Linked DNA regions of Mus musculus: region 1 is linked to region 2. Evidence: chromatin loops called from intact Hi-C (ENCODE). Cell type or tissue: gastrocnemius. All regions are shown on one strand.

Region 1 (2,500 bases), 77 kb after region 2:
GCTCTTGAGACCATTTCTCAGTGTTGTAACTTGTGATCTGTCCTCTCCCTAGAGTTTGGTGTTGTGACCCAGCATCCAGACTCAGTGAAGAAGGTGCACACGCAGAAAGGGAAGCATAAGGCTCAAGGCCCATGTTTCCCACCCCTGTCAGAGGAGGAGCCCTTCCTGAAAGGTCCTGCCCTTGAGCTGGTGGACACTGTGCTCAACGAACCTGGTCCCATCCAGTCCTCTGTAAACTCCTCCCCAGTCCTGAAAACCAAGCCACCACCCAACCCTGGCTTCCTGTCTCACTTGCCCAGCTGTGACTGCTTACTGTGTGCCAGCCCTGCCCTCTCAGCAGTCTGTCTGCGCTGGGTGCTGGTCACTGCCGGAGTGAGGCTGGCCACCGGTCACAAAGCTCAGGGTCTGGATCTGCTGCAAGCTGTGCTGACGCGTTGCCCTGCAGCCACCAAGCGCTTCACACAGAGTCTCCAAGCTTCTCTGAATCACAGAACAACCCCCTCTTGTGTTCCCAGCCTCTTTGATGAGATCATGGCTCAAGTGTACACGCACTTGGCATTGGAGTTCCTGAATCAGACATCTGAAAAGAGCCTGGGGAAGGTCCTGGCGTCGGGGCTGAAGTTTGTGGCAACACGGATACAGAGCTTGGAGATCTGGAGAGCCCACCTGCTCTTGGTTCAGGCCCTTGCAAAGCTGGCCCACTTCAGCTGCTGTACTTCCGAACTCTTTGCAAGCTCCTGGGGCTGGCACCCACCATTAGTAAAAAGTCTGCCAGTCTTAGAGCCTGCTAAAATTCGGAGACAAAAATGCTCTGGACGGGGCCGCCGGCGGATAGCCTCTGTTCCCCCACCCCTCCATAACAGCTCTCAGAAAGGTCTGGAAGAGGAAGGGCCACCTTGTACCCCTAAGCCTCCAGGTCGGGCTAGGCAAGCTGGCCCTCGTGTCCCTTTCACCATATTTGAAGAAGTCCACCCCACCAAGAGCAAGCTCCAGGTTCCCTTGGCTCCCAGGGTCCACAGGCGGGCCCAGACTCGCCTCAAGGTAAGGATTGTGGCATGAGGATGGTTTTGTACAGAGCATAGGCCTTGTCGATGAGCTCCCAGCCAAGAGGAGGGTCGTCTGTCTGCAGCACACCACACCCTGGTCCCTCTCAGTTGTGGCCTTTGTTTCTCCCTTTCCTTCTGTCCCTCTGTTGTCCTTCCTCTCCATCTTCTGTTGCTTCCTCTTGCAAACTGAGACCATGGGCTTTTGAGTGGCAAGTGCTGTGGGAAGTCAGTTCTGACCTCATCAGAGGCCTGCGAGTGCCTCCATAGTGCCACCTGCTGTTTGAACCTGTTGTTGAGCATCTCATGGCCTTTGTTTCTCCCTTTCCTTCTGTCACAGGTGATCTTCAGTGATGACAGTGACCTGGAAGACCTTGTCTCAGCTGACACACAACTTGTAGAGGAGCCTAAGAGGCGAGGGACTGCTTCCCGTACCCGGGGCCAAACTAGGAAGGGACGTAGCTTAAAGACAGATGCGGTGGTTGCTATAGAAAGTACCCCTGGACATTCCAGTGTCAGTGGGAGGACTCGGAGGGCCAGGAAGGTGGCTTCAAGAAATTGTGAAGAAGAGAGTCCCAAAGCACCCCTCTGTGTCTGGGCCAGCCAGGGACCCGAGATCATGAGAAGTATCCCTGAAGAGGAGCCAGTGGACAACCATCTGGAAAAAAGCTTCGAGATTCTCAGGGGTTCTGATGGGGAAGACTCGGCCTCAGGTAGGACTTCAAGGGCAAGAAGCAGAAGGCACGTGTTCTGAAGTGTTTGTCGGGTGTCCCTGGGACCAAAACTTAAGAAATAACAGTACCAGTGCCCAGAAGGAAAACCCTTTGCTACCTCTGGGGAGGAAGCATGAAAAGCAGTGGTGTCTCCCCAGGTGAGAAGGCGGCAGCTGCAGACACTGGTCTACCCGTAGGAGAGTGTGAGGTGTTGAGACGGGACTCCAGCAAGGCAGAGAGACCTGTCTTGTACTCAGACACGGAGGCCAATAGTGACCCTAGTCCTTGGCTCCCACCCTTCTCAGTTCCTGCACCCATTGGTGAGTATGCGGACTACTGAGCTTAGATTACCCAGAGGGCTGAGCCAGCTCTCTTAGTTTTCTATCCTTTTTCAGGAGGCACACTTTTAAAGGACTTTTTTTTTTTTTTTTTTTGACATATAATCTCATGTAGTCCAGGGTGGCTTGTGGGATTACAGGTATCATCACATCTAGCGCTTGCTCGTGCTCGCTCGCTCTCGCTCTCTCTCTCTCTCTGTTGGGGGGTGCTGCATGTGTGTCATTTGTGTGCACACGTGTGTAGAGGCCAGAAGGGGACATGGAGTGTCTTTCTCGCTTGCTTTTGCTCGCTGATGGAGTGGCTGCAGCCCCGGGGCTGTACTTGTTTCTGCCTCCTTAGCACTGGAGTTATAGGTGTAACTATATCTGTGCCTGGCTGCTGAGCATCTAAGCCTTTGGCTCCCCA
Region 2 (2,500 bases):
TATTCATGATGTTACACTGTGATGGTGGAAATGTCCAGCTATCCTTGAACTCATGAACTCAAAGTAAACCTCCGGCCTCAGCCTCCCTCATACTGAAATGACATGCATGGACCACCCACCATGCATGGCTCTTAATCTCATCTCAAAGTATACAAGGTAGTGTAGTCACTTAGTCCTTACAATAAGCTTCTGAGGTAGCATATCTAACCAGGCAGTGGTGGCACACACCTTTAATCCCAGCACTTGGGAGGCAGAGGCAAGTGGATCTCTGAGTTCGAGACCAGCCTGGTCTACAGAGTGAGTTCCAGGACAGCCAAGGGTACTCCGAGAAACCCGGTTTCAAAAAAACCAAAAATGTTTAGCCTTAGTTTCCAGACAGAAAAAAAAATAAGGCATAAAAAAGTAAAGGAAGGGCTGGAGAGATGGCTCAGTGGTTAAGAGCACTGACTGCTCTTCCGGAGGTCCTGAATTCAATTCCCAGCAACCACATGGTGGCTCACAACCATCCGTAATGAGATCTGATGCCTTCTTCTGGTGTGTCTGAAGACAGCTACAGGGTACTTACATATAATAAATAAATAAATGATAAAAAGTAAAGGAAGCTAGGTTGTCAGATAGCATTTGCCTAGTTTATGGATGGTACAAGGTTCCTCTCCGAGCAACACACACAAACACACACACACCAGGACTCCATGGAGGTTGCTGGATTCTCGGTTCCTCTCTCCCCCTGCCTGTGCCTGTCCACCTGTGTGACTCAGGAGACCTGCAGATCTGGGGAGGGAGAGAGAGTTGACTCAGAACTAACCCTTAGTGCTGATGCCCCGGAGGTCGGTGATTTTCATCAGCATCCTTGGGAACATGTAGGGTTGGCTGGGTCTCCGTCGCCGGGCATAGAGCCTCAGGGCTTCCAGCAGGGGCTCCTGCAGCTTGTCCACCTTCTCGGGCTCTTCCAGGTCCATTCGGTCTACACAAGGAGATTGGATGAGGCACGGTAGGACACAGTGACAGGCGGCTGACGCCTGACAGACCTTACTTGGAGGGCCTCAAAGCTATCTCATCCACTCTTTACTCCTGTCACTTAGCCCTCCAGGTTAGCTCCCCTGACATAAGGCCCTGTGTTTACTCCTCAGCAATGATGCTGCTCTAGAATATCACTCCCATTAAATTCCTATCTCAGCACTGTATCCAGGGCTTCTGCGTTCTCCGGACTCTGCCTCCTTCTTTTTCCCTTAGCCTGGTTAGCCAGAAAGACTATACATAAGCTGAGAAGTCTGTAGGAACAATTCCCAGGGAAAAAGACGACCTGCCACCTGGTCAGAGTGGGGATAGGGTCTGGATAGAGTCTGGTGGGAGAGGGAGCCCATGTAGACACCAGGGGGCGCCCCCGCACCTCCACAGATGAGGCAGATAGCACTAAGTAGCCCAGTCTCGGTGTCATCCATCTCCAGGGGCAGCAGCTGCCCGGCAAAGGCAAAGACGAGGTCTGTAAGGGGCCCAAAGCCAGCATTGTGCATCTGGGTTCGGTTCAGGGTCAGCCCATCCGAGAATGTCATAGTGTCCTGCTCTGGGGTATACCTTGTACAGATCCGCAGCATCTGGAGGGTGGGGGTAAGGAAAACGGTTAGTACTGCTCCTGAGGAAGGATTCCTAAGTGAGTTTGGTTCCCAGTAAGGAAAGCCTGAACTGGAGGAGTAAGGCGGAGAGGTGGGACTCTTGAGATTGGAAAGGGGAGGCTAGGCAAACCAGGAGGGAACTGCTAAGACAAAAAGAGCTTAGGTGGAGGAGAGGGCTAAAGGGTGTGGTGGGGGTGGTGGTGGAAAAGGGTCAGAGTGGTCCAGAACTCATCTGCCTAACTCACTAGGATGTCCAGACAAGCAGCCTTGAGCAGCGTGATCTGGTCGGCAATGCTGAGCCCTGTAAAACCAGGCAGCCGCTTCGCAAACTCCACAATCTTGATGATGCATTTGGTGGCCAGCTCGCTGAACTTGTCCCACAGCCCCAGGTCCAGCTGCACCCGGTGATCTGCACTGGAGTTCTGCAGGGGTGAAGTGAGCCGTGAAGGCTTCCCTGGGCACTCTCCCCACTGCCCGTTCCTGAGGCCCTCACCCAGACTCTGCCCACTCCTCACCGTGGTGTACTTGCCCAGCTGGCAGAGTGAGGGAAAAGTCTCCTGGTGGGCTTTGCTGACCTTGGTGATGAGTTCCTCTAACTGTGGACTCAGTTCATAGCTGTCGGGCGAGCCCTCCTCTTTTACCTCCTTTTTCTTCTTGTTTCGATCGTTCCTTACAGCTTGGGGTTGGAGGCAAAGAGAAGGATCAGGATCCTCAGGACCCTCCTGTTTTTTCTTTTCTTTCTTTCTTTTTTTTTTTTTTTTTTTTTTTTGGTTTTTTGAGTCAGGGTTTCTCTGTATAGCCCTGGCTGTCCTGGAACTCACTTTGTAGACCAGGCTGGCCTTGAACTCAGAAATCCGCCTGCCTCTGCCTCCCGAGTGCTGGGATTA

Evidence for each region. A loop is a pair of places that touch in the nucleus more often than their neighbours do. Peaks named below come from ENCODE experiments on the same cell type or tissue, not always from the same donor. Only the 100,000 strongest peaks of a DNase experiment are listed, where the experiment ranks them.
Region 1: it touches region 2 in a loop (6-fold over the local background); 19 of 42 quality-filtered maps call a loop at or near these places.

The regions. Positions count from the first base shown.
Region 1 is chr15:102,315,136-102,317,635 of GRCm38, forward strand. Espl1 (extra spindle pole bodies 1, separase) reads left to right here. Exons shown (of 31, transcript NM_001014976.2): 18 at 53-1,041; 19 at 1,384-1,756; 20 at 1,915-2,076. Among named protein-coding and RNA genes, the nearest start is that of Pfdn5, 9.7 kb to the right of the region's middle. In gastrocnemius, a CTCF peak has its summit at 1,332 (motif pointing left); a DNase peak (open chromatin) is centred at 1,307; H3K4me3 peaks cover 880 bases; H3K27ac peaks cover 1,195 bases.
Region 2 is chr15:102,238,000-102,240,499 of GRCm38, forward strand. Rarg (retinoic acid receptor, gamma) reads right to left here. Exons shown (of 10, transcript NM_011244.4): 6 at 2,129-2,289; 7 at 1,859-2,035; 8 at 1,391-1,595; 9 at 806-964. Among named protein-coding and RNA genes, the nearest start is that of Itgb7, 7.3 kb to the left of the region's middle. In gastrocnemius, a CTCF peak has its summit at 1,377 (motif pointing right); a DNase peak (open chromatin) is centred at 1,384; H3K4me3 peaks cover 175 bases; H3K27ac peaks cover 1,057 bases.